Regions from separate parts of the Homo sapiens genome. Here region 1 is linked to region 2. A link is an interaction called in ENCODE POLR2A ChIA-PET data of the cell type or tissue named here. Cell type or tissue: GM12878. All regions are shown on one strand. Each heading gives the region's core, and the rest is flanking DNA. Links, peaks and the distances in the headings are about the cores only.

Region 1 (16,273 bases), core at 4,434-12,433, 62 kb after region 2:
AAGGAAGGGATCCAGTTTCAGCTTTCTACATATGGCTAGCCAGTTTTCCCAGCACCATTTATTAAATAGGGAAGGATCTTAGTCATTTTTGAATCCTTTGGCAGATTCAGTTTTGTATCCCTCTTCCCATTTGTACTGTCTAGCACTGCATCTTATTCATCATAATGGGCACACAGTACTTTTTATTGGTGACAGTGATGACTTGAATAAAACCTTTGAAACACCAGAATAAGCTTTTAAATTTTTGCTCAGTTGTTAAGCTTTGGAATCTTGGAATTAAGAGAAACTTAAAGATCCTTTGATCTTTTTCCTGGTTAATCTTCTTTAATTTTTGTCCACTGCTATTTTTACAACATGATTTTTATTTTGTTTACCATCCCTTCACTTTGTTCCCAACCTTTTAAAAATTTTATCTGTGTCTGTCTTGGTGGGTTCCCAGCATGGACCATTATATCCTAGGTTTGTTAAGTAAATAGTAATTTGGAATCACTCATTACCTTCTCTGCATTGGATACTACATCTATTATTGTATTAACTACACACACACACACACACACACACACGTATGTAACTCAATCATCCGTGTATTAGTGCACACCAACAATCTTGGCACCCATTTTATACTGTTGATTATTCATTTGTGAACACTATAGTATATTTTACAAGTGCTTCTGTGCTTTTCTACCTTTATTTGATGTAGTTGATTCTAAATATAGACCTTGCATATATGTATATTCAGTACTTGGTACATGGTAGGTACTCAATAAATGTTTGAGTGATTGTGATTTTGAACTTGCCTACTTTGCGAGCCCTCCTTCCCACCTTTCCGCTTCACAGCATCCTCATATTACCTTGTGATCTGTTCCTACTGGGCCACCATTAATTGTTCCTTTAAAGAGCCATGAGTTATTTGTGTCTCTGTGAACATACACACAGTTTTATCCATCTAGAATGACTTCTCTGTCATCCCTAATGTATTGTCAGGCTTTTTTCATTCTTTCAACTTCTGAGATTGAGATCAGATTACCTCTCTGCAGCCTTCCTGACCATCCTTTCTTTCCTAGGTAGAATTGGCCACTCCCTTGTGTCTTCCTTGTTTTCATATCTGTTTCTCTTGGAACATATCTACTTTGAAGGAAAAGACTGTATTTTTACTGTTCTATCTGCAGTACCGAACACAATATGCCTAGTAATAACTGCTTACTGAATTTTGGCGAATGAGTGAATAACTAAAATAATAATGGGACATTTCAGGGGTTGATATTTCGGCCTGCAATCTTTTCGGCTCTGTTATCCAACCTGTTGCCCATTAGATCCAGCAAGTTTGGTCAGGGTGTGCTCTCTGTCCTCATCCAGCTTACTGACTCAAGTGTTGACGGAGGCAGAGTTGAGGAGGACATTTTTGATGCCTGATTTCTGATATGTTCAAGTACTCAAATTTGCACATTTTAATTTCTTTGTATTTTTGTCTCAATAATGTGAAAGAACAACAAAACTTCAAAATGTTGTGTGAGTAGGTGGTTCTTAAACTCTTTCTTGGGTGAATGAATATTATAAGACTATGTTGGAAAAGCATTCTTATATTTCTCAGGGTAAAGGAACTTTTGAGGTATTCTATGAAGACTTATTAAGGCTGCAAGAAGCTGAAATTGGGAAGCCTGTCTGTTTTTCTAGTCTGGCCCTCAATTTGCATTACATCTTTGAAATAGCCTGAGTATACTGTCTTATGGTTGATGCCCCTTTTAGACGGTCAGAGTCTTAGCCCTTCTAGAGGTATATTGAGATTGGAAAATCACACTGTGTTATGACTTTTCGTGGTTTTAGTAGTTGTCCTCTAAGTTTGGACTATTTAAAATCTCTAGTAGCAGATGAGAGGTAATAACTCTTTGGAAACAGACTGAGATAAAATTAAGTTTTGGTAAAATCAGTCGTGATTTGTAGCTTGGAAGAATAGGCATATTAGCATTTTAACAATATAGCTTTGATGCTTTAAAGAACACCAGGCTACTAAAGAGATGTCTTGGTTCTCTCAGATGAGTTCTGTTGTATCACTTTCAGATATTTTGTTCTTTATCCAAGCAAAGCACAACAAGTAGTTTCTAATATGAACTGGATTTGTAGAATTTTGTATGAAGTCTGACTTAAAATATAATTAAATTAACATTTGGGGAATGAGTTTAGTCTTTACTAATTTTTTTAGGTCAGAGAGCATAACTTCTGTGAAGCTGCCCCCATTTCACCCTTCATGCTTCACAAATACTTGTAGAATATTTTCATTGCCTTGCAATTAGGAGTTTACATACAGGTCTCTCCTAACAGATTGAGAGCTCCTTGAGGGCTGTGACTACCAGTTGATCTGGCCCTTATTAGGTGTGTAAATTTTTTTTTTTTTTTAATCAGACTTTTGCTCTTGTCACCCAGGCTGGAGTGCAATGGCGTGATCTCAGCTCACTGCAGCCTCTGCCTCCTGGGTTCAAGCAATTCTCCTGCCTCGGCCTCCCCAGTAGCTTGGACTACAGGCGTGCACCACCACGCCCAGCTAATTTTTGTATTATTAGTAGAGATGGAATTTCACCATGTCAGCCAGGCTGGTCTTGAACTCCTGACCTCAGGTGATCCACCCGCCTTGGCCTCCCAAAGTGCTGGGATTACAGGCGTGAGCCACCGCACCAGGCCAGGTGTGTAAATGTTTAAGAGGATAAATGAGAGATGTCATGTGCGGATATATGTCCTATTGCAACCAGAAAGTGCCTCTATTAATAAGGAACTGCATATAATAGTGCCTTCTAGAATAGATAGACCTGAGGTTAGGGCTGTAGTTGCTATGTACAGTGGATATTACTATTGGGTGTTCCTGTCAGCAGGATTACCTCTTTCCAGGTAGTTCCAGATTGTGACAAATGGATTAATCTGGTAAAGACAGGTGCTGTTTTAGGTATAAAGTTTAGCATTGATCCCTAAGTTTACTTCTGGAATAGCTGCTCATCTGGAGTCATCATTTGCAGGCCATTTCTGGTGGACCCACCAGCTGCAAGATACAGATTTATTATTTGACCTGTTTTCCTCCAGTGCAAGGATACTGTGACTGTTAAGCAGCATGCATTAAATAACTAACTCATCTGTTAATAAGTGTGCACATAGACTTTGGCCAGAACACATTAGACCCCTGAACAGAGAATCTTAAAATACTAATGCATTTATTTTAGGTGGCAAAGAACTAGATTAGTCAACTAAAAGCACATGAAAACTGTCAACTCCAGTTTTACAATCTACATGCCATGTCGATACAGAACTTGTGATAATGTGAATGGCATTTTTAGCAGAGAATTGTAGTATTTAAAGACAAAAGTTCATGAGTGTTCTGAAATAATGGTACTTTTTCTCAACCTCTCGCTACATGGGAAAGGCAGCCTTCAATAATCTCTCTTCCAAGTAACATATAGGGCAGTACTAAAGAAAACTGAATCAGCTGGTTGTGATGGCTCACGCCGGTAATCCCAGCACTTTGGGAGGCCAAAGTGGGTGGATCACCTGAGGTCAGGAGTTCGAGACCAGCCTGGCCAACACGGTGAAACCCTGTCTCTACAAAAAATACAAAAAATTAGCCGGGCATTGTGGTGGGCACCTGTAATCCCAGCTACTCGGGAGGCTGAGGCACAAGAATCACTTGAACCCAGAAGGCGGAGGTTGTAGTGAGCCGAGACCTCGCCATTGCACTCCAGCCTGGGTGACAAGAGCGAAACTCTGTCTCAAAAAACCAAACCAAACCAAACCAAAACAAAACAGAATCTGCATTCCCAAGAGTCCATAGTAGAGGAGGAAGAACTGCCAGTGCCTTTTTAAAACGCCAGTTTATAAGAGTTGTGCCTGATTCTGTTTCGATGCTAATAAAGGTAATTCACTTTCAACTCAGACATACTGCTTTATAAAACAAACATGTTTAAAACAGTAGCATTAAAACATTATAGTTTGTTTTATAGAGGAATAATCTGACACCTAGAGAGATTACGTGGTTTGTACAAGGTTCTTTCAAATTCTTAACTAGTTTAGAGGCTCACGATCGGTCTTTTTAAAGTAGCTTTTCCCTTTCCAAAATAGCTTTTCTTATCCCTCCTTGCCTTTCATTTTGTAACTTTATAATAAAGTCAGTATGCCCTAATCACTTTCTTTTGTTTGAAGTAGCCAGCATGCATCTGACAGACATGCAGTTAGACAAAGGCTCAGTGCTTTAAGCATTGACAGTGAAGAGAGTTCAGTGATTTTATGTTACTTTGGAGATGTGGGGAGAAACAGAGATGCAGTATCTCAGGAACATTCAATTTTATGCTTTCTCTGAGCTATAACATCATGACTGCAGTTGGTTAAGTTTCAGTGTAATTTTAGTCATTCTTATCCTTATTATCTATTCACTTTGTAGCGCTTTTAAACAAACATCTGGCACTATCTTAGTTACCTAGTTTTATGTACTTTCCACGTCCCTTGTGACTTCATGCTGGCCTCTTGTTGCCAGCCTGTTACTGCCCTCATTGTGGAGGAAGCTGAGATTTTCTACCAGGCTCAGCCATGGAATAGTGACAATTGGTGTTCAACACAATGACACAAAGCATTACAGCATTATAAAGAACTGTTGAATTGTTTGAAGATATTTTTTAAAAGTTTAAAAATCTGCCTTATTGGCTGGGCGCGGTGGCTCACGTCTGTAATCCCAGCACTTTGGGAGGCCGAGGCAGGCAGATCACAAGGTCAGGAGATCGAGACCATCCTGGCTAACATGGTGAAACCCTGTCTCTACTAAAAATACAAAAAATTAGCCGGGTGTGGTGGCAGGTGCCTGTAGTCCCAGCTACTCCGGAGGCTGAGGCAGGAGAATGGCATGAACCCAAGAGGCGGAGCTTGCAGTGAGCTGAGATGGTGCCACTACACTCCAGCCTGGGCGACAGAGTGAGACTCCGTCTCAAAAAACAAACAAACAAACAAACAAAAAACTGCTTTATTTAGGGTATAATTTAAACACAATAAAATTCACCCATTTTAAGTGCTTAGGTCAGTTGGTTCTGATAACTGCGTACGTAACCACCACCACAATCAGCAAATAGAACATTCCTATCACTCCCAGGTTTCTTGTCCTTTTGTAATCGCCTCCCCCCATCCCTGGGTCCAGGCAAGCACTGGTTTACATTGTGTCACTACTTTTGCCTTTTCTAGAATTGCATAAGAATGGGATCGCATAATAGGTAATATAAGTCTTTGAACTTATACTAGCTCTGTTTATTTTTTCAAACTGATTTGAATATTTTAAGTCATTTGCATTTCCATGTGTTTTTGAATCAGCTTGCCTTATGAAAGACTACTGGTGTTTTTATTAGAAATGCATTAAATTTGTAGATCAGTTTGGGGGAAAGTTGACATTTAATGATATTAAGCTAATATATTTACCATGTATCTCTCTATTTTAAAAGATCTTTAGTTTTGTATTTTTTTAAGCAAGTTTTTCGGTCTTCAGTATACAGGCCTTACACATTTCATTAAATTTGTCCTTAAGTATTTCATGGTTTTTTATGCTGTTACAATTATTTGAAATTTCAACTTGTAATTGTTTAACAATGCTATGGTGAAGAATTGGTTAGATTAGATCTGAGTTTAAAGTCATATACTAGGTTAAAAAAAAAACAAAAAACAAAGCAGGAAGCTGGTGCAGTGGTGCCCACCTGTAGTCCCAAGTACTCGGGAGGCTGAGGCAGGAGGATCACTTGAGCCCAGGAGTTGGAGTCTAGCCTGGTCAATATAGTAAGACCCATCTCTTAAAAAAAAAAAAAAACAAAGACAACAACTCAACAAATTTTCAACAAGTTATTGCCAGTCTAAATTGGGGTAATATAACACTCGTTCTGGATTTAGAAATAAAACATTTAAGAGAAGCTTCAGTGTTCATTCCCTGAATTTCAACTTTTCTGAACTCTTTTTGACATTTTAAAAAATGTAGACAAAGGATCTTGCTACGTTGCCCAGGCTGGCCTCAAACTTCTCAAGGGAGGAGATGCTCAAGCAATCCTCTCCCCTTAGCCTCCCAGGTAGTTGAGACTATAGGTGTGCACCACCACACCTAGCTTTGAACTCCTCTTAGTAGGAAACTCTTAGAGGATTTACATATTAAGAACTTCTCATATAGGGGAGGAATAAAATTAATTTCCCCACTTGAACTAAGATAATAAAAAATAAGGTTGTCATGAAAAATACAGACCTGGTGCTTTAAAACATTTTAGCATTTGTAGCTGTGTATGAAAAGATAAATAGCACTTATATAACAGAAATGCATAATGATAAACTGTTGTTTCTAGTAAATGTGGAAACAGGCCATATTACTATGTATGTGACACTTTAAATATTTAATATATGTGACATATACACAAGAATATAGCTAGAGAAACAGCTAGACATCTGCTAAATAGTACCCTTTCCTTTAAAATTACTACACTTCAAAAATTCAAAAAATACACATAGGTGTTTCATAAAATCACTGTTGTAACAGAATGACCCACGTGCTAATAATTTGGTCATAATAAGCACATAAGGAGCACAACTGGCTACTTTCCCTGAAAACTGTTACAGTCAAAAAGTAAATTAATTTAGGGAAAAAAGACTGAAGATTTCAAGGTACGGGGTCCTAAAAGTAAAGCTACTGCTTTGCAGGTTTTGTTAACTGGGCGCGGGTGTGGGGGTGGGAGTAAAGAGTAGGGATGTAGGCTTACAGACCCAGGTTGTCAGGAGAGCAATTTGATGTGGAAGGCACAAGTAAGAGAAGATGTAAACCACGCAAACAAAAAGTATTTGAAAGGGAAATAATTCAATTCAGCAAATATTTGAGTGCATACTCTGGACCGAGATTATAGATAGAATGAACTATAAAAAGTCCAAATAAACCCTCCAGAGAATGCTGAGACCTTGGCTTTCTGATTCTCCACATAAGTTAAATAGGCCCCACAGGAGGCCCCCACTGCAACACGCAGTTGGTTCAGTGCTAGATTAGTCATCGTTAGAAGATGGCCAGAATTCAGACTGATCTGAAAAACCAAAGAACTCAGGTTGCTTCAAAAACCCAGAGACAGCCAAAGCTCAGAATCAACTAAACATCCCATGTCAACTGAAGAATGATGGACTGCTTTGGTCATAGTAAGAGGGTCATGAGAGGGGAGGGAGGTGAAGCCCAACCTCTTGCTAGCCAGGGGCCTCCCTCCTCTGTAGAAAACAGAGTTAATAACCACTCGCCTGAGAGGCCTGTGGTAGGTCAAATGAGATGCCATCTGTGCAGCAATTTAGTGCACAGGAGATGTTCTGTAAACTTCATCTTTCACTGACACTAATCCAGTAAACAGGCATACCTGACTTGGGATAAGCAACAAGAAAAAAATGATAATGGGAAGCAATGAGGAAATAAAATCCTCACTTCTTACTTGAACAGCAGAATCCTTAAGAAATACAGCCCACTCAACTACTAGTTTGAAAGTTTAAAGTCTCTGTGATATCAGTTCTTTCTCTAGGTGACTTACATAGGATGAAAAAAGTGTTCCCAACTGTAAACATGGGTTTCTGTATCAAACATGTGGCTGACTCTCCATCAGCAGGAGTAGCAGTGGTTAAAAAACACAAGCTAACATGTTCTCAGCTCTTCCTCCAAGAGGTAAAAGCTCATAAGCCCATTATTTTCGTAGTTTAAAACATATATTCCTGATTCCTTTCTTTCCCTCTGCCCCACTCCCCAAATGCTGTCTTTAAATAGTCAGATTCTCTGCTAAAAATGCCATTCATGTTGTCACAAGTTCTGTATTGACCTGGCATCAGTGTTGATAATTAATTTTCATGTGCTTTTAGTTGGCTAACCTAGTTCTTTGCCACATAAAATAAATGCATTAGTATTTTCAGAAATATCCTTGCTTGGTGTATAAGAGCAAGAATGACTGTCTAAGGGATTACTCATGTCAGGAATGTTTTATGATTAGAAATTCCCCATTAGAAATAAAATTTTTCATTGAAGCGATTAACATTAACAAAATCTTTAATAGGGGACTGCTTAGAATATTGAAGTTTTCCTCATATCTGTAGAATTTTCACTTAATTATGACATATACAAGTTTTTAATTTGAAGTCTTCATTGTTTAAAACTTTTCCTTCCAATTTTGATAGGTGGTTTAACAAAAACCTACCACCTTGTGTTTCCAGTGTCATTGTTCTCAAGATGTTAAAGGCTTAGTATTGTGAAATTATAACATTGAAGACAATATTTATTCTCAAGACAAGAACCAGTCTAATAATTAACAAGGTAACTGACATTTTTAACGTCTCTGATCCCCTCTGACACTTGTGTGACTCGTTCGATAGTCACATAACGTGTGTGAGAAGGTGGGCCGTGCCTGCCTTGGAAATCATTCCTAACAGGTCTCGCATTTGTCCAGGTAAGGTCATCCAGCTCAGTAATGTCCTCATTTGTGTGAGAGCCTACCTGCCTATATTTAGTCTTTCCAGGTGGTTTATAATTGGTTTAGCCCATTGGACAGCCTGCTTTTTGGTTGATAGAGGCTGGGGAGGATGAAGGAAGTGTAAAGGCTTGAATTTGGCAGTCTCTTTGCCGGATATCTATTTTAACCCCTCCTGAAGTTAATTTACATAAAACCCAGCTGTGTAAGAATTTTTCTAAATTTAAAGTTTATTCTTATTACCGTAGGGATAGGAATGTCAGCACTCACTGAATTATGGCCTTCCTCTCCTGTGTCTGGACCTCCTGGCAGCTTATGGTTCCCGTTTCCTTTGGATAACAGGATACAGCTGGTGGCAAAATTCTCACCTGTGGAATGGCCATTGGGAGTTTTCTTCTCCATATAGATCTTTGCAAAGCAGCAGAAACCATTTTTGCAGGAAACCACAAGCCTGTGTTAAACACCAAAAGAGAATTGAAATAACATGTCCATGAGTTCCTCTTTCCAGAGGTACCAACCATCATGTGGGATCCTAAGTATAGTGTTAAGTAGCTCTTTGTCCTCCCCTTCACTTTGAGGTTGTCTAGTTATATGATGTTGAATTCCCCAGCTCTGGTCCCTATTACCTCTCTGGCAGATTAAGCAAATTGCTTCAGGCTGGATTGCTTAACACTTAGCAGAATTCATGCTGCCTTTAATGAGCTACCAGTTTAACCTTCTGGGGCTAGAGTGATTTTTAGACATTTTTGTTTTGATGAGTTGATTTTTGTACTTATAGCTATAACTGTGGATCCCTTGCCATCAAACTATGGTGCAGCAAAGCAGCTGATGAATTTCTCTGTCTCTGATGTTCATGTCAAACAGTTATTTCTCTAGCATTCATTGGGGGCTCAGTACTGTGCCAGGTGCTGTGGCATGAGCAGTAGTGGTGTGGAGGGTGCTACAGGAGACATCTGCAATGCAGTAGACTAGATTAAAAACAAGTTGGGGAGAGAAGGCAAGCACAAAAATAAAAGAAAAATAGAAGATAGTATTTGACTTACTGCTGATAGTGTGGGTTAGATTATCAGTGATAATCCTATTAAAATCAGCAAGGGTGGAGGGCATGAACATGAGCAAAGACTTGAGGACTGGACTGAGCATGGTGCATGCATGTGAGGTATGCAGGGACTGGATGGAAGGTGTGGTATGGAAGAAAAGAGTGCTCAGTAAGGCTTTATAGATAATGAGGGACCCTGAACACTCTTTGGAGGCACCAGAGGGGTAGTGGGGGCATGGTGGATGGCTTCTGAGAGCTCACCAATGATAAATGGTATGTTTAATAGAGTACCTTATCTGTTGGAATGTATATTTTCCTCACCATCACCTTTTATTTAGAATTAGGGATCGACACAGTGATGAGGATGTCCTGAGAGATGTGGTAGCTGAATGTGATAGAAGGTTAGTGCTGAAAGGCTATCATGTAATTCATAACAGGCAAGAAGAATAGGAGCTTACTTTATTATTTTCTTATTGCCTACCACTGTGTTAAACCTTTAACTACACATCTTTAATTTTATGTATTCTCATTTTACAGATGAGGAAAATAAAGCTTGGTAGTTAAGTAACTTGTCCAAGGTAACACAGCCAGTAAGTGCCACATTTACAACTCAATTCTAGGTCTTTTTGTCTCTGTCTCTGAATTACGTTAGTACTCTAATTTTTATCCTTACATTAGTCTGTTGGGGTCATCAAATGATTCTTAAATACTAGAAGGTTGTCTCTAATCTTAATGAGGACTCTGCAATCATCCTTTCCTTTAATAACTATTCATCCAAGTGGCTTGTCTATCGTTGTTGTAAAATAAGTACGTTTAATTTTTTACAGAAGAAATGTAGTGGGCTTAATCATGTGCTGGCCATGTGTGTCTGTGGATGCAGCATTTAGGAATATGGGTCCCAGAGTACAGGGCTCCATCTTTAAGCTCTGGAGGTTGGAAGCTCTAGGAAAACTAAGGTGGGTTAAATGTGTTCCCAAAACTGTGATCACATTTTATGTTTATGCTTTTCTCTCCCTTTCTCGAGTCATGGTAGGTTACTATTTGAGTGCCATGCCCTAGAACTCCCTAAAGTAAAGGCACTGGTATCCCAAAAGAACTGTTCTAAAAGATTACTTACTTCTGTGAAGGCAGAGAGGGTGCTACAGAATGAAAATAGCATTTTAGGAAGGTTGAGTCAGAGGTGCGAGTGGGGCATAGAGAGATTTTCTCAGGGTGATAAGGCCCTGGTGCTCAAGTCTACAAGCAGAGACAGGCACATTGGCAGTGAGTCCTCCTTGGGGAAGAAGAATGATCTGGGCTACTTCCAAGACCCCTTCTACCTGTAAGTTCTTGTAATTTGGGATTGGGATTAAGAAACTCCAGAGGCTGGTGTAAATTGATGGGGCACCAGCTGTTGTTTGCTGCACCTCAGGGAAGTCATGGTGGGAGTCTGGCCTGGCCCTGTTGGCTGGGGCCCCCAACAGATCCTTGCTGTGTCTGGGTTTGAGTTTACGCTACACAATTACAAACTTTTTCCAGTGCTGCTTTTTGTGAATCTTTGAACCTGCAGTTGTGAATGAACAGAAATTTGAACTGAGCTTAAAAAAAGGAAAAAAAAAAAAAAAAAAAAAGGCAGAGCTTTGTTGATACCACTGCCATTATAGGGCCATGATTTCTTTTTTCCCCATTTAGCTGCAACACATTTATTTTTCCCTTGTATAATGGCTGAGATTTCTTTAGTATGGAGCTGTGTCACAGTGGTTTATGTATTTTCTTCTCTCTCCCTGCCTCTGTTTCTAAGGCTGGGCAACTTTGAGGTATGTGGATTGACCTGGATGCCTCTTGTGACTCCTTCCCCACGATCCCCTGCGTGCACTTCCTATTCATCTTTGTAGTTCTCAGCTACTCACTGTGCTGTCATATCTGGCGCGTGCTGTTCCTTCTATCCTGTGCTTCTCCTCCTGTGTCCACTTGGTGGAACTTTCCCCATGGTTTGCTTCTTCCAGTAATCTCTGTCTGGACCCCCCATCTTCTAGAGAGTTTATTGCTCCTTCCTGATCCTTGTAACATTTTTATTATTGTGCTCATCATACTGTAATATCTGTTTACATACATATGACCCTTTACTAAAGTGGTAGGAACCACATATTATTTATTGCTAAAGCTCAATAACTTAGTACATGTAATATTTTAGGGGCTCAGAAATGTGAAATTATCTCCCTTTATTGAGTTTTTATGTGCCAGGCACATATTATAAATATATGTCAAGAAAAAGATAACCTAAACACGGAAAAGATTATAGTGTACTCTCCTACACAACTTTCAAATAAACTCTAAAATGATTATAAGGATGTCAGAGTTCTGATTTTTTAAAACTACATTTAACTTACTATTTTAAATTATTTGTATTTCATTATTGTAAGAGTTCTGATTTTTTTTCCATGATAATTACATTGATTTGGTGTTTGTGCATGTGTTTGGCCCAAACTCAGGATCATTTATGCCTTTTGGGTAATCCAGCGTTGATAAAGAATAAATTAAATGAGTGAACGTGGGTGTTACTGTTTTGTCGTTGCTGTTGTTTTAATTTGCTATGTTCTTTTGTTTTACTGTTGAATGTTACCCTGTGTTAGACTCTTCATTTCCTTCATGTCATGCCTGCCTCCTTTGTCCCACTCCCAACCCCTCGCCTTACCCATTTGGGCTCAGTGCTTTGTGTTTTGTCTTGGTGGCTAGTAAGTACCATCATATGATAGTGGGGCAGAGCAGGGCTAACTGTTCCGTATGAGAATCAGACACATATTATGAGTCTTAACATCATTTCCCGAAGTGTGGGTCATGATTCCAGAGCAAAGGATCACCAGATTTGGTCTCCCGATTTCTACTCTTTCTGGTCCTGGGAATGAGAATCAGCCTTATTTAACAAGGCCTTAAACTGATGTTCATGTGTACTAAGGTTCAAGAATCGCTGCTTAAAACTAACTGCTCAATTATTAATGTAGCTGCAAACAAAAGTAAAGCATTCATGAGGGTCTTGTAAGACTTCCTCAGTCCCTTATTCAGGAAATATATTTGGCCCATGTGGTATTTTACTTTTTTGATAGAACTTGGCATCTTCAACAGGAAAAGCGTATTTACTTTTTGTATCCTGGTCTTCTTCCGTTGTTCAGAATTTCTAGCTCATATTCCCAGCCTCCCCAACCAGGGCATAACATTTTTATAGCCACCAGCCCAGGCTCCGTGGGTTGAAGGAAAGAGTTTTTGGATCCTGTTATTTTCCTGGAGGAAGAGCTGAACATTGACTCTTTTACAAGAATCCAAAGTATGCATTGTCATTTCCATGTTAACCCTCACTCGAAATTTTTGTGGGTTTTGAAGGATTGACTGTAGCCCAGTCTTAGCAGGATCCCTGGCCATGGAAATTCATTTGAAGCACATTGTGCCATGGAAGTACCCTGCAGGTAAAAATGCTCTATTTATACTTGGCTGAGTCCCAGACAGCTGCTGTCTGCCTGTTGGGACTGGGAGCAGATGTAGGGGTGATCTGCCCCCTCCTATTTTTTTGTGGATTTGGAAGCTTCCCTGTTGAGAGTGACAAAAACCCTGTCAATTGATGTGGTAGGTATGTCAGACCTGGACAGCTGGTCCTTAGAAAATATGCTGAGATCACCAAGTTAACAGGTACAGAAGGGTTTCCAGTTTGTTATATGATGTTGGGCCTGTGACTCCCCACCCCCCTTTTTAGGGACATGTCATTAATGGTGGAGCGCTTGTTAAAGGCTTCTCTTGTAGCATGTGTAGGTGTGGCTAAAGAATAGTGAATTTGATTGATGTTAATGTACATCTGGATACATTCTCATTTTAATTTTTTTTTATTGGTTCTAGGGACTTTTGGTAAAGATTGTGGATGTCTTCAGTTTTACACATTTAGGAAACAGTGTCTTTTTACTTATTTCCAGTACAGTTGTGATGTATTGAATGACAAGGGACTTTAAAACAGACATGCTGTGTATAATGTTTTCTTCCTGATTAAAAAGTAATATCTGTTCATTATTTGAATAGTTACAATTAAGAAACAGATTATTTAGGGATGAAAATTTCCTGTAATCTCCAGAGATATGTACACTTAACATTTTGGTGTTCGTTCCTCCAGATTCTTTTCTATGATTATTGTATTATATTTTAGAATTGTAGTTTACCCACCAGCGTATTTTAAGAAGTTACCAGAAAGGCGTCTCTGAGTATCTGAAGCCTTTCATTTAGCCATTTATGGATTTCAAAGTATCTTATGTGGGGTTAGTCTCCATTGAGACTCAGGAACTCTGCAAGAGGGAGAAGCATTGGCTTCTGCTATGTGCCTGTCAGTGTGCTTTAATACTTTACCTGGATCATCTCTTCCAGTAACCCCACAGTATAGGAAGCATTATTATGCTCTTTCTGCACATAAGGAGATGAAGATTCAGACAAGTTAAGTGACTTGCTCAAGGTAATACAGTTAATTGTAGAGGACTTGGGATTGAATTTGATTTATTGTCTAGAGAATATTGTATGGCACCCTATTACTTTCCTGTATTGAGATGTAGGTGGTGGGGGTGGGGGGGTTAAGCTGAAAATATCTGTGAGATGTATAAAGCTGTTGGATAGAGACACACCATTTCTTTCTTCTTATTTTTTTTTGAGACAGAGTTTCTCTCTTGTTGCCCAGGCTGGAGTGCAGTGGTGCAATCTGGGCTCACTGCAACCTCCACCTCCCAGGTTCAAACGATTCTCATGCCTCAGCCTCCCCAGAAACTGGGATTACAGGTGCCCGCCACCACACCCGGCTAATTTTTGTATTTTTTGTAGGGACATGTATAGTTTCACCATGTTGGCCAGGATGGTCTGAAACTCCTTATCTGAAGTGATCAGCCTGCCTTGACCTCCCAAAATTCTGGGATTACAGGCGTGTGCCACCGCGTCTGTCCTAAGGAGACACACTGTTTCTCTGGCTTATTAAGAGGTATTTGGTTAGTATATAAACATTTTCGTAGCTTCTGAGGTTTTGCAGTCATTTGTTCAGACATACGGGTTGGTGGAAATGCTTTCTGTTCCTTTTCCCAAACCAATCACACAGCCATATAACTTCATGCCTGAGTTTCTCTGTGGTCCTCTATAGTGAGTGGTTTTTACATAGTTCTTTGCAGCAGCATGAATTTCAAAAATCTCCAAACTTTTGCTATTGCTGATCTTTGTAAACTTTGCACACCCAGCGCTGGTACATTCTGATGATGGTGTCCACACTGCACTTTATGAAGAAAAGACTGATGATTGTTTATATTAAAATGTAGGAAGAGAATTGTAGCAGCAACTTTTGCTTCTCTAATCAACAACACCAGAAGAGACTTACTGTGTGTGGTCAGTGGGGGAGAATGTTAATTTATAAATTGAGATAGTTGTATTAAAATTGAGTGACTCTTATTTTGACATAAAGTGAATGTGTCTCTTTTATACAGCAGAAAACTATTAAATTTGTTTTTTCTCATCAGTATAAAATAAAGTGGAAAATGTGGGAAGAATACAAATTCTTAACTTCTGTGCTTCTGCTTATTTCACACCCCTCAAATTTCTGATTCCTTTCAACTGTAGCTGGCTTTACTACTGAGTGGTGAAATTGCTGAACATACTTAAAACCACATCATTTAAGACTTTGAATTTTGACATTTCCTCCTCTTCACAGTCTTTAAATACTAGGCAACCTGTAGGGTTCCACTGTGTCTGTCATGTATTGTCCCTGTGTTACATGAAAGCAGCCTCAGTGAACTTGTGAATTTGCTCAGTCATTTCACTGGCTACTGGGTGAGGAAGAAGTAGGATTTTCTCTCTTAAAATTCCTTGGTGAAATCATTGGATGGGCATGATGTGTTTCTTTAATTTTCATTTTGGTAAAAAAATCTACTGACAAAGCAAAGACTTTCAGTTGTTCTTGGTCTTTCAGTAGGTTTAGTTTTTAAGTGTGTTTACTCTGACCAAAAACTGCCTTCCTGTAATATGCTCCTCCCTTTAGAACTCAGTTCTTAAGTAGAGTTTGTTTAAATGTATAAAATAAGTTAATGCATTATATGCAGCGAGGTTTTGCATCAGAACCCTGAGTTCTCAATGTTGTGGCAGGTTTAAGTGTCTAGAACACCTTTTAGCTGTTATTTCTATTACTTGCTTTTTTATTTTTGGGGTAAATGATATCTTCTCAGGGAGGCCTTCCCTCAGCACCATGTTTTAAAGGGCATCTCCCTCATTTGCTATTCCTTCTTCTGTTTTATTTTTCTCTATAGAATTTGTTACTGTGTGAAAACTATTTATTTTAATGTTTTATTTACCTGTGTTACCCCTAGAATAATATCTATGAAGGTAGGGATTTTTGTCTGTTCCTTCTGTGCCTACAGAGTCTTGAGGAGTATGGTGTCTGGCACATTGTAGGTGCACAATGACAGCTGAATTAACAATGTCAGGGAGAGTTTGTAGGATGGGGCTCGAGGTATAGGGCAAGTCAGTTTTTAGATTTGAGGTCATTAGCAGGAGATCCTCTTACGATGTGGGGGGAAAAACACACGTTTTAACGTCAGACTGGGTTTGAATCTGGTCTCTCCAACTTACCCTTTGACCTTGGTGTTAAATGATTTAACCTTTGAAAGATCAATTTTTTTCACTAGTGAAATAGGGGAAATAGTATCTTTTTAGTGGGGATTAAATGTAATATCAAATATAATGCTCTGTAAATGTTAGTTTTGTCTTTCCCGTTGTGTGCCAG
Region 2 (16,273 bases), core at 4,572-12,571:
CCCTGCTTCATTCTCACAGTTGGTTATAAGCTGTCTTTCTGACCTCTCAAGCATTTCTGGCACACTGTTTCCTATCCTGGTTGTAAAGTTGTACTTGTATATCTCATTCCCTTTACTGGGCTAGTGTCACACCTTTGTATCTTTAGTACCTAGCTCCCAGCTTATGGTAGGGGCTCAGTAATCTTTACTGAATGAATGGCTGTTAGATTGTGGCTGTGTTGAAAAGCCAATGATTAATTTGCCTTTGTTTGACAAATTGTTACTATCTTTAAAGTTATTTTGCCTTCGTTGCTTGCACTTACCTCCTTCTAGCTATTATCATTGTGTGTGTTCATTCTTAGTACTCAGTAGGGCCTTATGTAGCAGTGGTTGTGTTTTTTTCTTTTTTTATAAGCTATCTGGAATGCTGTATCCTAGCACATTCTGGTGAGCTTTCCTTACCATTGTTTAAAGTCTGTTTTGTGTTTTAAAGATCCATTGTGAAGTTTCTTAATGTGACTTCTAAGTCTAGAGCTTATGAATAGATGAGTCATGTGTTTTAATCGATTCAGACTTAGTTTTGTCTTGGTGTCTTGTTGTTTCTACTGATGTTTTCCTGAAAGATTTGTGCCTTTGAATCTGTGTTCTGAACTTATACTCTGGTTTCTCTTCGTATGGTGTTAGTCTTTCCCCTTTTACTAAAGAGCTTTGAACTGGGTAGTTTAAAAGACCCAGATTCTAGTTTAGTTTGGCTTCTAGCTCACTTTGTTAACTTTGGTTGTGAAGTTTGTATCCACGAAACAAATGAGTTTGACAAAAATCCATGATTCACATACTGATTTTACTATGGACCGGGTAAGTTATTTGAATTCTAATCTTGTGTGGATACAAAAATTGGAGACAAAATTCTGGTAGGGTTGGCAAAGGTTGAAGGAAACTTTATTTATTTATTGAGTGCTTACTATGTGCTAGATGCTGTTTATTTGCCTTATTCACTAACCTGTGAAGATTTTATCTCTGTGTTTTAGTTACAGAAATATGAGATACAAAGAAGCTAGGATACTTATTGAGCTAGTAAGGGCAGGATCCAGAACTTCGGCCAAAGTCAATTTCATTCCAAAGCCAGTGTTCTTTTTGTTGCAGTTTGCAAGCCGTTCCAGACTTCTCTAACGGAGTAGCCTTTAGGACAAATGATAGGTGTTGTATGTGTCTCTTGAAGAAAGTACTCTCTGTTGCATGTCATACTACTGGTAGAATACCTGCCCTCACCCCCCACCCTCTTTTTTTTGAGACAGAGTCTTGCCCCATCGCCAAGGCTGTTAGAGTACACTGGTGATCACAGCTCACCACAACCTTGAACTCCTGGGCTCAAGCAGACCTGCTGCTTCAGCTTCTTGAGTAGCTGCATCTACAGGCATGTGCCACCATGCCCAACTAACTTTGTAATTTTTATTTTGTAGAGACAGGGTCTCACTATGTTGCCCAGGCTGGTTTCAAACTCCTGGCCTCAAGCGATCCTCCTGCCTTGGCGTCCCAAAGTGCTGGGATTATAGGTGTAAGCCACTGAGCCAGACCAAAATGCTCTTAAGATACAAAAACTAGAGTGGATAAATAAACTATTTCTCTGGATCTTTGATTAAGACTGCACACCCCACGGTAGTGCAGTTATTTCCATTGTGCCTGTAAGTGTGCTTTACCATCCTGAGTGAAGAGTGAAGGGACCATGATTAAAATTCCCATGACATTGTATGGTTTTATGATTGTGGTTTCAAGTCTTGCTCTCTCTCAACTAATTTTTGTGACCTTAGACTAGAAAATAGTTTTTTTTTTTGTTTTTTTTTTGGAGCTGCAGTTCCACTGTGTGTAAGATGGGAAAAACAGTACCTATTTTATATACCATATTGCTCGTTGCTGGACACATATGTGTCCAGCAAGCATTTATTTTTTGTCTGTGGTTGTACCTATAATTGGGGAGAATTTTTTTTCTTTAAGTGTAGATCAATTATGGTATAGGACATTGGAAGGTAGAAGAAGAGGTACTATATACAGCAGTTACTGACCTTTCCAGTCTGAATTCCTATTTAGAAATAAACTACTTATGTTATTTGTGTTACTGTTTTAGGAGACATGAATTGGCTAATAAGTTGTTTGCAGTGTTGTTTCTTTGCTAATTTTTGTAAATGTAATTAGATTTCATAACATTTTGTGTTAGGAGAACATAGACACTTTGAGAGAAAAATGCATAATAAAAGCTAATTTGATGGTTTCTAGGGGTAGTTCTATTTTGAAATTCCTTTCAGCAGACAATATGAGACAGCATATTATGGGCTAGGCCCTGAAAGAACCAAGGGAGAGTAAAGCACAGTCCTAGGCCACAAAGAGTATGTCTCTGGAGGATAAGATCTCTGGATTTTTTGTCCTACTTACAAAACAGAAATAATATATTTTATGCTAGTTACAAGTAGTATAAGCTCATTGAAGAAATATTTAAGCAGAAGGAATGTGCACCAGCCACTAGGAATGCAAAGATAATTGGGGTATAGTGAGAGATATGGAAATTTGTTGTGTAACAATGTTAGAGTACCAACTTTGTGGTATACAGGCTTCTAAGGAACACAGATGAGGGATGAGGGATGGGACGGGTGTGCTGGGTCTTTTTTTTTTTTTTTGGGACGGAGTCTTGCTCTGTCACCCAGGCTGGAATGCAGTGGTGCGATCTGGGCTCACTGCAACCTCCGCCTCCTGGGTTCAAGAGATTCTCCTGTTTCAGCTTCCCGAGTGGCTGAGACTACAGGCATGCGCTGCCATGCCTGGCTAATTTTTTTAAAATTTTTTTTATTTTTAGTAGAGACAGGGTTTCACCATGTTGGCCAGGCTGTTCTTCAACTCCTGACCTCAGGTGATCTGTCTGCCTTGGCCTCCCAAAGTGCTGGGATTATAGGCATGAGCCATCGTGCCCGGCCTGTGCTGGGTCTTAAAGCATGAGTAGGAATTTGCCAGGCCTGGGTTGAGGAGAGAAAGAATGGAATGATGGTTCTGCTGTGATACACTGTGTGCAAAGAAACAGACGTCAAAGAGCTTGGTGTGTTTGAACTCAGTGAGCAGTGAGGTGTAGAATTATTTCGTGTGGATAGGGTGTGGTCACCGAATTAGGTTAGAAAGTCAAAATGGGGTGGGTGGAAGCGTCTTTTAGTTTGTCCTCTTGAAGCAAAAGGGAGGATAGTCTGGTTTTGTTTTGGATACCTCATTCTGTGAGCAGTAGAGGATAGTGGCTTGGCAGAGGGAGAAGGGAGCATTGCCTCTCAGACAAGTTAGAGGAGGCCATTACCATAGTTTTGGACAGATTGTGAGGGCTTGAATGCAGTGAGGTTGGAAGGGAGCCAGCAGATCTAATGGACATTTTGAAAGTTGAATGGATGAAACTTGTTGAGTAGATGGTGGGAATTAGGAGGTGGTAGTTGTCCAGAATAACTGGGAATTTCTAGCACAGGCTGCTGGGTGAATGAGAGTGCACTGAGGGGCATGATTCATTCTGGCATGGGAGAGGAGTTGGCTTCCTGGAAGTGGTAATGTTTACATTTGGCTTAGATTACCTCATTCAAAGTGGTTCTTGATTTTGCCCACAATCTATTTTAGAGTCCATTTATTCATCTAGAAAGTACCAACTGCTTACTGCATGCCAGTAATTGATATTTTAAGAATATTAAAAAATGTTAATTGTGGTAAACACACATACCATAAAATTTACCATCTTAACCATTTACCGTCTTAATCATTTTTAAGTGCAGAGGCAGTGGCATTTAGCTCTTTCACATTGTCGTGCAGTCATCACCACTGTCCATTTCCATGACTCTTTTCATGTTGCGGAACGGAAATTTTGTACCCATGAAACAATAACTTTCTATTTCTCTCTCCTCCGTGTCCCTGGCAAATACTTTTCTACTTCCTGTTTCTATGGATTTGACTATTCTGGGTACTATATGTAAATGATACCACACAGTCTGCGTTCTTGTGACTGGCTTACTTCACTTAGCACAATGTCATTAGAATTCATCCATGTGGTAGCATGTGTCAGAATGTATTTCCTTTTTAAGGCAGAATAATATTCCATTGTATGTATATACCACATTTTGTTTATCCATTCATCCACCAATGGACACTAGAGTTGTTTCCACATATGGGTTATTGTGAATAATGTTGCTTTGACCATGGGTGTACAGACATCTTTCGAAGTCCCTGCTTTCAGTTCTTTGGCGTATGTACCCAGAGGTGGACTTGCTGGATCATATGGTAATTCTATTTTTAATTTTTTGAGGAGCTGCCATACTGTTTTCCATAGTGGCTGTACCATTTTACATTTCTAACAGCAGTGCACAAGTGTTCCAGTTTCTCTGTACCCTCACCAACACTTGTTATTTTCTGTTTTTGTGACAGTAGTCATCTTATAGTGTGTGAAGTGATATCTCATTGTGGTTTTGATTTGCATTTTTCTAGTAGTTAGTGATGTGAGCATCTTTTTATGTGGTTATTGGCTATTTGTATATCTTTTTTGGAGAAATATTTGTTCAAATCCTTTGCCTGTTTTTCATTTTTATTTTATTTTAATTTAATTATTTTTTTGAGATGGAGTTTCACTCGTCGCCTAGCCTGGAGTGCATAGGCACGATCTCTGCTCACTGGAACCTCTGCCTCCCAGGTTCAAGCGATTCTCCTGCCTCAGCCTCCTGAGTAGCTGGGATGAAAGAGTGCACCACCACACCCAGCTAATTTTTTGTATTTTTAGTGGAGACAGGGTTTCATCATGTTGTCTAGGCTGGTCTCGAACTCTTGACCTCAGGTGATCTGCCTGCCTCGGCCTCCCAAAGTGCTGGGATTACAGGTATGAGCCACCCTATCAGGTCCATTACCCTTTTTTTAAATTGGTTGTAGGAATTATTTATGTATTCTAAATATTAATCTCTTATTAAATAAGAGTTGCTAGAATTTTCTCCCATTCTGTGGGTTGCCTTTTCACTCTGTTGATTATATTCTTTGATGCAGCTAGTAGTAGTTTTTTTTTTTTTTTTTTGAGACAGAGTCTCGCTTTGTCTGTCGCCCAGGCTGGAGTGCAGCGGTGCGATCTCGGCTCACTGCAAGCTCCGCCTCCTGGGTACACGCCATTCTCCTGCGTCAGCCTCCCGAGTAGCTGGGACTGCAGGCGCCCACCACCACACCCTGCTAATTTTCTTGTATTTTTAGTAGAGACGGGGTTTCACCGTGTTAGCCAGGATGGTCTCTATATCCTGACCTCATGATCCGTCCGCCTCGGCCTCCCAAAGTGCTGGGATTACAGGCGTGAGACACCGCGCCTGGCCTGATGCAGCTAGTAGTTTTTTAATGAACCTTAAATTATAAGGGAGGTTGTTGCTTTTATAGTAACTTTACTGAGCTCAAATGAAGAAATTAGTTTCCTCCATTTTCCTTTAGAGGAGTATGATATAATTTTATAATTTGAAAAAGGGTTGGTATTCACTTTTTCTGGAATTTTCCTTTCTAGGTATGATTTATGACCTAGTATCTTTTGAGTAATGTCTCCTTCCTTTCTTTTTCATGGCCCTCAGGTGTGGTTATTAGAATAAGCATCATGACCATGACTTCCCCGGGCTGGTCGCTCATCACCAGCTGTCCAGTTAGAAGCAAGTCTGGTCATACCTGCTTTTGTGTACCATGTCTTACAGTAGTAGTTGTCTTGGGGCTGTCTCCCTACTCATGCCCTTCTTGTCGACTTTCACCTGGGTCATGAGAATGGCTTCAAAATAGGTCTTCTGCTTCAGATTTCTCTTAATTTTCCTGTACACTGTTTGGACTGGCCTTTCCAAAACACCTTTCAGGGGCTTTGTGATGCTTTCAGGATCAAGTTCAGACACTAAGCTTGGCAGTCCAACTCCTTCTACCTTGACCTTAACCCCCCTTTGCAGTTATTTTCTTCCCTGGTCATTAGTATATTGGCAGTGTCAGTCAAGGCATTTTATCTTCCTTGGACTGGGGTAAGATGCTTGATAGGTGGGCCATTTCTCTTCTGCGACTCTCAGATTTACCATCTGTCACCTGGACGTGCTTGTGCTGTGCTCTCTGCTTGGAATGCTGTCACCTCTTCACCTTGCCTGGTTTTTCAGGGCCTAACTCAAATCCCTTTCCTCCTTGAATCCTTCTCTAGCTGGTCCAGCCCATAGAGATCATTTTCCGTTCTCAGAATGATTATGGCATTTATTTTCTGTGCTGTTTCATTGGGCAATTGATTGTAAATGGCTCTGTATTGTGTTAGCTTTTTGTGTGTTTTTAAGAAAATGTTCTGTCCCCTTTAGTTCCTTGTAGTAGTAATCATGACTTGTACTCTATACAGGTTCTACACACGTAGGTAATTGATGGATCTTCATTGATCCTATAACATTGGTTCTCCAAGTGTAGTCAGTAGACCATTGAACATTCCTGAGACTCTTTCAGTGAGTCTGTGAGGTCAACACATGAAAACATTATTTACCTTTTTATAGTGTGCAGACATTTGACCTGATAGTGCATAGTGCAAAAGCAACAATGGGTGAAGCTGCCGATGCCTTAGAATCAATCACGACAGTGAACTAAACTGAGCTCCAGTAGTCACGGTATTCATTACAGTCATGTACTGTGAGTGAGAAATAATGCCAGTTCCACTTAATGTCTGTGATGAAGTAGTGAACATTATTACTTTTATTAAATCTCAACCTTTGAGCACACATTTAAAAATGTGGGAAGAAAAGGGAAATATGCGCAAAGGAGTTCTGCACGTGGAAGTATTGTGGTTATCTTGAGGTAAAGCTCTCGTGTGATGGACATTAAGGTGAACTAACTGCTTTTTTTTTTGAGATGGAGTCTTGCTCCGTCCCCCAGGCTGGAGTGTAGTGGCACGATCTCGGCTCACTGCAAGCTCCGCTTCCCGGGTTCACGCCATTCTCCTGCCTCAGCCTCCTGAGTAGCTGGGACTACAGGCGCCCACCACCACGCCCGGCTAATTTTTTGTATCTTTCGTAGAGACAGGGTTTCACCGTGTTACCCAGGGTGGTCTCGATCTCTTGACCTCGTGATCCGCCTGCCTCGGCCTCCTGAAGTGCTGGGATTACAGGCGTGAGCCACCGCGCCCGGCCAACTAACTGCTTTTTTAAATGAAACTCCATTTTTATTTGAAGGGAGGACTTTGATAAGCTGTGGTTATCCAGAAATTGGTTATTTGGCAGATACCTTCTTGAAAATAAAGCAAGCCTTTACTTCAAGGAAGTAGTGGAGTCTTTGTTGCCAGTGATAAAATTTGAGTTTGCAAGTGAAAATCAGAAGTTTGGAAAATATGTATTCGCCACCATGAGCTTGACAGCTTTTCAGTATTTAAAAGCTTTATGAGTAAAGTAATGATATTAACAAATGTGATTTTTGATATTGTATAATGAAATGTATCTACATTTGGAAGATCTGCATAACTCAAGGAACCAGTATTTTCACAAATGATCAATGTATGATGTTACAGCAAAAATCATGCTTGGGTAAACGATTCATTCAAAGTGAAAGACCAGTCACTTTTAATGTAACAGAGTACAAAACGGTCATTGATACAGTTTCAGATTTCACATTGTGACTAACTCTTTAAGAAGCTACCACTTGTCAAGTTTTGGTGTAACATGGAAAAAGAATATTAACAACTATCCCAAAAGACTATTAAAATACTACTCCTTTTTCAAATTGGGTATCTATTTGAGGCAAAATTTTAAAAATGTACTTCCCCAAACAGTGTAACCGTTTGAATGCAGAAGCAGATAGGAGAATCCAGCTGTCTTCTATTAAGCCAGACATTAAAGAGATTTGCCAAAATGTAAAACAGTGCCACGTTCTTATTTTTGTTTTGTTTTGGAAAACATAGTTATTTTTCATAAAAGTATGTTTATTTGTAATGAGTTCATGGAATTTTAAAATGAAGTAATATTTTATAAATTTTTCAGTTTTAATTTCTAATACAATAAAGTACCAATAAATATAACCCACATAACAAAAGCTCTTTGGGATTCTCAGTTTTTAAGAGTAAAAAGGAGGGAGCTCAGGCAACCAAGAACTTTCAAACCACTGATTATAGCTTACAATGGATTGAAATAAGCTGATCCTCATGAAATACTTTAGTTTCTTATTTGAAAATCTTTATAGAAACAACACAGAGGAAAATAATTAGTATCTGCTTTCATAATGCTGAGTTATATTTATTGGGCACTTAATATGTGCCTGACACTGCACTGAACACCGTACCTATATTATCTCCTCTAACCTTTATCTTATCCTGCAACGTATATATTACCTTAGTTTTACAAATCAGGGGGCTAAGGCACTGGCGGGTCAAGTAATTGGCCCAAGCTTATTTAAGAGGTAAGTAGTAGAGCTAAGTTTTAGACTTAGTTTAAGTTGAAATTGAAAGCCTGCGCTTTTCATCAGGATGTTCTGCTGCCTCACAGAAAAGTTTGTAAGTCGGCACTGTGTCCGCACTGCTAATTGATCCTTAGGGAAAAGTGCAGAATGCTGTTGTCTGAAGATTGTTGATGCAAGGTTGAGCAGTGGCTGAAGATCCTGCGCATGTTTTCTTTTTATCCCAGGTCACGTAGTCTTGTACTGTTTTGTGGAGCTGGATCTTTAGAAGGTGGTTCTTTCAGAACTTCAGAACAGACCGTAACTGGAAGACTGTGGGCTTAGTTTCTTATGGTTACTAGTAGTTAGTATGTGAATCTAGCTCAAGGTTGGAGAGATTTTTCAGGATGGCTGTAGTTCAGTTGTCGTTGCTTATGCTAGTTCTTTCATTTCATTCAGGGGTATAGAAACTTTAGATTGTCTGAAAATGTTATTTTCAGGAGTTTTCCCATTGGGAGACAAGGAAGTGGGGATGGAGTTGAAGTCAGGTGAAGGTGAAGAGAATAGCACCATTGCCCTGACCCCTGGCTTTTGGGTTATTGTGCTGCAAGCATCAGGTGACTGAAAAAGCAAACATGAAAGTAGAGATTCAGAGAGGGGAAGTGACTCAACCCAGGCACCCTGCACAGGAACATGTGTCATCACGGTTTCAGCTCCGGACGGTGAGATCGCAGTGTGTTCTCAGGCCCTTGTTAGGATTCTTAGCACAATAGTTGTTTCTGCTTGGTGGGTTTGTTGATTGAGAGCGCCTCAGAAGCATTTATATTCACAGTATCCCACGTGCCCTACTAACTCAACTTTATATTACATAGACAGCTACTTTAAAATTGTCTTGGTACATGTATTTTGAAATTTATATGAACAGCTTTATTTACATTATCCATTATACTCCTCTATTAAAGAATATATGTATATTTTAATTATACTTTTTTATACTCATTCAACTTTCATTGTTTTCTCCAACCTTTTTTACCACCTCAGTGGAAATGGAAATGAGAGTACCTGTTATAGCCTGAAAAGCAGAGGAAAAAAGGTGTAACTCTTTTTAAGGTTTTTCGTCATGTTTAACTTATGTGTTATTCCCAGATTTTTCTCCGATGTTCATACTGTCTCTTGAAACCAGTCTTCCTTTTTTTCAGCACTATTGTGGCCTGTGTATAATTGGTACTTGTCTTTCAGATTTGTATTCTGTAAACAGGCTTTGACGGGGCAAATTTAAACTGTTGTAAAGATTGCCTATTCATTTCTAATACATGTTTTGTGGTAGAATTGAATTGCTGATTGTGTGAAGGGTTTTTGAAAATGAGGGACAAACAAAATGAGAACTTATGAATAGTAGCACAGTAAAAAAAAATCCAAGAGGAATAAGACCACCGTGCTTTCTTTTTTCACTTCTGAACTAGTCAATAGCTTTGTATTCTGGTGATAATTAACAAGGTTTCTATACATACACAAAAATGAGGGGTAGTGAGATTTAGATGATGATATAGAGAATGAAGATGGGAAAAAATCCTCTTGGTATTAATACATATGGTATAGGTACAGAGTGTTCCTTTATGTGTATAATTTGAAAAGGGTGAGGGAGCTCCAAAATAAGATAAGGAAGTTGGTAGACTACATGTTTTGTTAATTCTTATGTTAGAGTGCCTTCTCCTGGTGTGGATGCATTTCTAAGATGAATAGTTAATTTGTTCTTGTTTCTTTTTCAAAGTCTCTTTGAGCAAATGACAAATTGAGATGTCCTAGCTTTAAGGAGAGACCATTGACATTTGCCTAATGCCTTCTCTTGTCTTAGGCTTTGCCTTGTATTAAAGAAGTATATGACTGGATGTGACTAAAATGGTCTGGGAGGAGGGTTAGTATTCTGTTTTCTAAAATGGATTCTGGGATTGTTATATGCAATTGGTGCTTTAGGATGGGAGAAAATCACCTAAGTGTAACTTCAGAATGTGAGAAAGTGTGACCTGTCAACTGTTTTGGTTGGGTTTTCTATGTTGGAGTGGTTTGTTTCTTAAATTTTGCTCTCAGGTTTGGGGTGGTAGTGAAGTTACTCTGAAAATTCATAATTTTTCTATAATTAGTAACAGCATCCCAGGAGTTTCAGAGGGAAATACCTTTAAAAAAAAATGAGATGTGACAGCACGCTGCCACGCCGACGCAGACCCCGCTCTGCACGCCAGCTCGCCCGCACCCCTCATGGCCACAGTTCAGCAGCTGGAAGGAAGATGGCGCCTGGTGGACAGCAGAGGCTTTGATGAATATGTGAAGGAGCTAGGAGTGGGAATAGCTTTGCGAAAAATGGACACAATAGCCAAGCCAGATTGTATCATCACTTGTGATGGCAAAAACCTCACCATAAAAACCGAGAGCACTTTGAAAACAACACAGTTTTCTTGTACCCTGGGAGAGAAGTTTGAAGAAACCACAGCTGATGGCAGAAAAACTCAGACTGTGTGCAACTTTACAGATGGTGCATTGGTTCAACATCAGGAGTGGGATGGGAAGGAAAACACAATAAGAAGAAAATTGAAAGATGGGAAATTAGTGGTGGACTGTGTCATGAACAGTGTCACCTGTACTCGGATCTATGAAAAAGTAGAATAAAAATTCCATCATCACTTTGGACAGGAGTTAACTAAGAGAATGACCAAGCTCAGTTCAATGAGCAAATCTCCATACCGTTTCTTTTTTTTTTTTTTTCATTACTGTGTTCAATTATCTTTATCCCAAACATTTTACATACAGCTATTTCAAAGTGTGTTGGATTAATTAGGATCATCCCTTTGGTTAATAAATAAATGTGTTTGTGCTAATAAAAAAAATGAGATGTGTATATTGATGATTATCTTTTAAAAAATAATGGGAGGTTTATGAGAGAGCTGGTGCACTTAAAGCCTGGTGGTTCAGTACGCATAACCCCTAGAGCTCAGTTTTCATGGATCAAGGCAGATTTGTAAATAGAAGAATAATGAGTCAGTATGGTAAATGTCAATGGGAAGATTCGAATGAAGTGAGATGGGAGCACAGAAGGATGGAGCAACTATATTTGCTTTGAGGAGTCAAGGAGGGAAGGACATTCTAAAATTTTGAGAGCATTAAAGAATAGGTTACTCTTTTATAATTGTAGAGTTTATTGTACTATGTATTTGCATAAATGGACACATAATATTTAGTTAAATACCTCTATTCATTGTGCAGTTTATGTTTAGCACTGTGCCAGGTTCTTGGGGAAGGAGTTAAAAAATAAAAGATGTCCTGTTTCAGTACTTTCTTGGGAGTGGGGCTACTATGTGAACAGCTTGAGTAACATTTTGTTCAAGACTCAGTTGTGGGTAGCCAGGTACTGTGGTGGACTGGTGCTTTTGTTAAGTCTGGTTTTTTTCCTCCCTGCTGGTAAGCCACTTTAGAAATGATCAGTTTCATTAATGTAAAGTCATATTTTATACCTCTACGCACTAATTCCCGTGGACATGACTGGTAGCTACGATAATTTTTGGGACTCCAGTGGTCAATGAGTATGTCTCAGGTACTTAATTTCTTCCATGGCTAACTAGTTTTTAGTGGGCAAAAGGAAATTTGAGAGAAGCTGCATAATTTGCTTTAACTTGCAGGGTGTGTTAAGTATTGAATCACATCTATTATGATTATGGAATTTTGGTGTGTGTTTGAATGTCAGAGATAGTGTTAAGGTCAGAATTCTGCTGAAAACTGACCCATCTGAAAACCAGTATGTTCACTCCATTCCACTCTTCAGCAAGGCCATAGTTTCCCTATCATGGTTCATTTCTCCTTTTCCCTGCCCATTAAAGGTAGCAAATTTTGGAGGTTCTTACACATTTGGGGTTCTTAAAATTGTTCTGTAATGTGTAAGCTCGGCTGTCCACAAATGATTATAGGATTGACATTTGTTATTTGGTGGAGTTTGATATATTAGAGTAATATAAATGTGTTATGCTTCAAAATGAAATACGGGATTTTTATTCACTAGTTTGTCTTTGTTTCATTCCTTTCCAAAAGAAAATTAATGCTTAACTTGAACAGCTGATTTTTTGCATTGTTTCCCTTAAAAGCTTGCTAGCATAGGAACAAAAGGTAACTTTTTTCTTTGCCTTTTATTGTTTTCTGATTGTTTGATATTAAGTTTTGGATTGATATTAGAAATATTAATAGTTTATCCTAGGCAGGAGCCAGCTTTCTTTAATATGTGCCAGATGAGCTTCCAGTAGTTTTTAGACTTTGAGATTTTAGAAACCTCATTTTCAGGGATGGGTGACTTCACTGCTTTTTCTTTGTCTTAATTTAAAATTGGTATGTATGACCAAAGGAATCTTTCTGATACTCACTGGTCCTTTTTGGTGGAATCGAAATAGCGTATGAGCAATGGGCGTTTAAGTTAGAAAATATTCGTTTATGTAAAAATTAACCAGAAATTACTGGAATGTAGTATTGGTCAAGGTTGTAGAGTCAAGTTAATCAGTATGATTAATGGGTATTAGGAATGGAAATGTTGCAATGTAATGACAAGTCATGAATTGTTAAAAGAACAATCTGTTGTTAGCCCATTGATAAACTTTGTGAGATACTTATTTGAGAGCAAAGTTTGAAATCTTTCTTTTGCCGATTAAACATGACTGTCATTTTGCCATTTTCTGCTGTATTCCAACCATTACGTTCTAAGTGCTCATTTATCCTCACCAGGAGCCAGTGAAGAAGGCGACATTATTCTAGTTTTACAGATGGAGAAATGCAGCTTATGTATTAAGCAGCTGATCAGGCAGCACAAAACCAAGGAAGTTATTAGTACTGGTAATTGAACCTAGATTTGTCTGGCTCCAGTCCAGTACTGTCCAGTAGAAGTATAATATCAGCCACTAGGTAATTTAAAATTTCCTAGTTGCTACATTAAAGGAGAAGTTTATTTTAATATTTTAATTCAATATATAAAAGTTCATTTTGACGTAATTATAAAATTGAGATATTTTACATTTTTACATTCTTTTTGTACCATCTTCATTATTTATTATTATTATTATTATCATTATTATTATTATTATTATTATTCTGAGATAGGGTCTGTCCCTGTTGCCCAGGCTGGAGTGCAGTGGCAGGATCATAGGTCACTGCAGTCTCAATCTCCTGGGCTCAAGGGACCCTCCTGCCTCAGCCTCCCGAGTAGCTGGGACTACAGGCGTGCGCCACCATGCCTGTCTAATTATTTTATATTTTGTTTTGTATAGACAGGGTCTCACTTTGTTGCCCAGGCAGGTCTCTAACTCCTGGGCTTCAGACGATCTTCCCATCTTGGCCTCCCAAAGTGCTGGGATTACAGGGGTGAGCCACCATGCCTGGCCTTTTGTACCATCTTCAAAGTCAGTGTGTGTATTTTAGATGTATAGCACATCTCAGTTCAGGCTGGCCACATTTCTTCAAGTTGAAATGTGGCTAACCCAAATTGAGATGTGGCTGGTGGCTCTATAATGGGATTGTGTAGCCCTGATACCTGTGCAGTGGCCAGTACTATAAGCGGTAAAGAAACCAAGACTTCGGTTTTGCATGTTGTTGAATTATTTAAGCTTGTAGCATATAATTATAGCCACTAGTTTAATAAAATCAGTCATGACAAAAAGTGATAAAGTAGCCTTGTCATAATGCAAATATTTGGTTGTCTTTCCCATATTTACAATTTTTACTTCTCTGAACAGGAGATGATGTAGGTTAAAATAAAATATTTAAGTAGCATTTAAAAGGCAAATAATTGCATTTAGTCTAGAGATAAGGAATCAATCGCATAGTTATCATTAATAATAAAGACCACAAGTGGCTAAGACCACTTTAACCACAAAAAGGAGACAGTTGAAATATTGTACATGGGTTTAAGTATAGATAATTAAATTCAGCAGTCTGCTTATAGTACCTGCTGTGTGCTGGGCATTGTTTAGATGTTCAGATGTTAAAATAAGAAATGGATTCTGTGCTCAAGGATGCCACCCTTAAGGGTTTAATTAGAGCCATTATTTCCAGAACCATTAATTAGAACCATTATTTCCAGAAAAATTTGGTGGTGATGGGAAGAGTCTTTGTATATTTTTGAACATTCCACAGTGGACACTGTTTGCTTTAAGTATAATCTTTGTATCATATCATCATAGGATTTGTAAAATTTTCAAACTTCTTTGCAAGTACTTTGCAAACTTCTTTGTATGCATTAAAAGAATGCGTGGTTCTGAGAGATTTAATTATGGCAGCCTCAGGGCCACTTTATAAAATGCTCTCCTTTTGATACTCTGTGAGTTGCCATTATGTTGCCCCATTTCTATTCCTGGTAAAGACTCACCGATCATACTGATGAACTTGATCTGCATTTTGGACTGAGCTTAGTCATACAAGTAACGTGGCCGCTGATACATTGTGTATCATTCTGGAAAACAATTGTATGTCACTGTTGACCCGGATATTTTTATGTATAGGATTGCTTAGTTGCAAGATAGATGAAAATATAGTTGCCTAATCATTTAAGAGTGAAAGATTCTTGGTATTCTAGTTTTTGGGTTGAGGAGGGAGAATAAAAAATTTTCCAAGTTTAGTGAGTTTTTTTGTTGGGGGATGGAGAGGGAATGTAGAGAGATGGTTAACCAGTATTTATGTCTCATTTCAAAATAATGACAGCTTTTTTTAAAAAGCTTGAAAGATAGTATATGCCTTTTGTCAGTAATCAACATATGTATGTAATCTATTCTGTTGATAAATGTCAATATCTAAGGATAAGTAGGGCACAGAGAAGGGAAATTGTGTACCTCATTTTCTCTGTAAGGCTGTAAAGAGTGAAGAGGGTGAGAGAAAGAAGGCACACCTTTCATATTCATCTGTCATTTCTAGAAGGCTTAAGTGTCTGAATCTGACTCTTGTTTTTTTTTTTTTTTTTTTTTTTTGAGACGGAGTCTCGCTCTGTTGCCCAGGCTGGAGTGCAGTGGCGGGATCTCAGCTCACTGCAAGCTCCGCCTCCCGGGTTCACACCATTCTCCTGCCTCAGCCTCCCAAGTAGCTGGGACTACAGGCGCCCGCCACTACGCCCGGCTAATTTTTTGTATTTTTAGTAGAGACGGGGTTTCACCGCTTTAGCCGGGATGGTCTCGATCTCCTGACCTCGTGATCCGCCCGCCTCGGCCTCCCAAAGTGCTGGGATTACAGGCGTGAGCCACCGCGCCCGGCCTTTTTTTTTTTAATCTGACTCTTTTAACAGTATTCTGATAGAGCAGCGATGGCTTCAAGACGTAGACTGTTGTCACTTCTTTTGTCTGCTGAGCTGCAAAACAGCTTCTTGGGATATCTGGCCCATGACTTTGGATAGGATTGATGGCTTCCCTAGCCCAGTCTGTTCATTCATCTTTGGAGTTGATTTCTTATCTTTCCTGCTTGAAAAGAATGGATGCAGGGTATGGTATGATTCTGATTATGTTTTTATTCAATATGAAGCAATTAGTTGACCATACCATGAGACAGAAAAGACAAATACTCATTGAAAGTTGATACTTAAAACTCTTACCCTAATTGGGATTAGGAGGAAGAGTACTTTATTTCACCAGAGAATAATGCCAGAAAATTTTGCTAAGGGTAAAAGTGTGGGGACCATTTTCGAAGGAGGTCAAGAGCTAGCTATTTTATGTAAGGGAAATTATCTGAATGGGATGGAATTATAAGGAAAGGAAGCTGAAATATTGAAAGAGAATTTCCCCCAATATTTTCTTAAATGTGGGCTATTACTTTTTCATTGGAAAAAATTTAAAAGGACTACATTAAAAATGAGAATACTTAACAGGCTGAAGTAGGAGGATTGCTTAAG

What was found. Peaks named below come from ENCODE experiments on the same cell type or tissue, not always from the same donor. Only the 100,000 strongest peaks of a DNase experiment are listed, where the experiment ranks them.
Region 1: POLR2A ChIA-PET joins it to region 2 with 14 read pairs; 8 of 35 experiments call an interaction of 5 or more read pairs at or near these places.

What each region holds. Positions count from the first base shown.
Region 1 is chr15:85,466,539-85,482,811 of GRCh38, forward strand. The region is part of intron 1 of AKAP13 (A-kinase anchoring protein 13); the gene reads left to right. Among named protein-coding and RNA genes, the nearest start is that of AKAP13, 94 kb to the left of the region's middle. RefSeq lists silencers at 9,122-9,181, 14,500-14,549 and an enhancer at 15,084-15,243. In GM12878, for the core only: no CTCF peak of the experiment used is centred there; DNase peaks (open chromatin) are centred at 8,363 and 8,963; H3K4me3 peaks cover 1,423 bases; H3K27ac peaks cover 3,425 bases.
Region 2 is chr15:85,404,598-85,420,870 of GRCh38, forward strand. The region is part of intron 1 of AKAP13 (A-kinase anchoring protein 13); the gene reads left to right. It also overlaps the pseudogene FABP5P9. Among named protein-coding and RNA genes, the nearest start is that of AKAP13, 32 kb to the left of the region's middle. RefSeq lists enhancers at 8,045-8,546, 8,500-9,699, 8,547-9,046, 8,921-9,215, 10,555-11,054. In GM12878, for the core only: CTCF peaks have their summits at 8,964, 10,077 (motif pointing left) and 10,652; a DNase peak (open chromatin) is centred at 9,074; H3K4me3 peaks cover 1,303 bases; H3K27ac peaks cover 4,496 bases.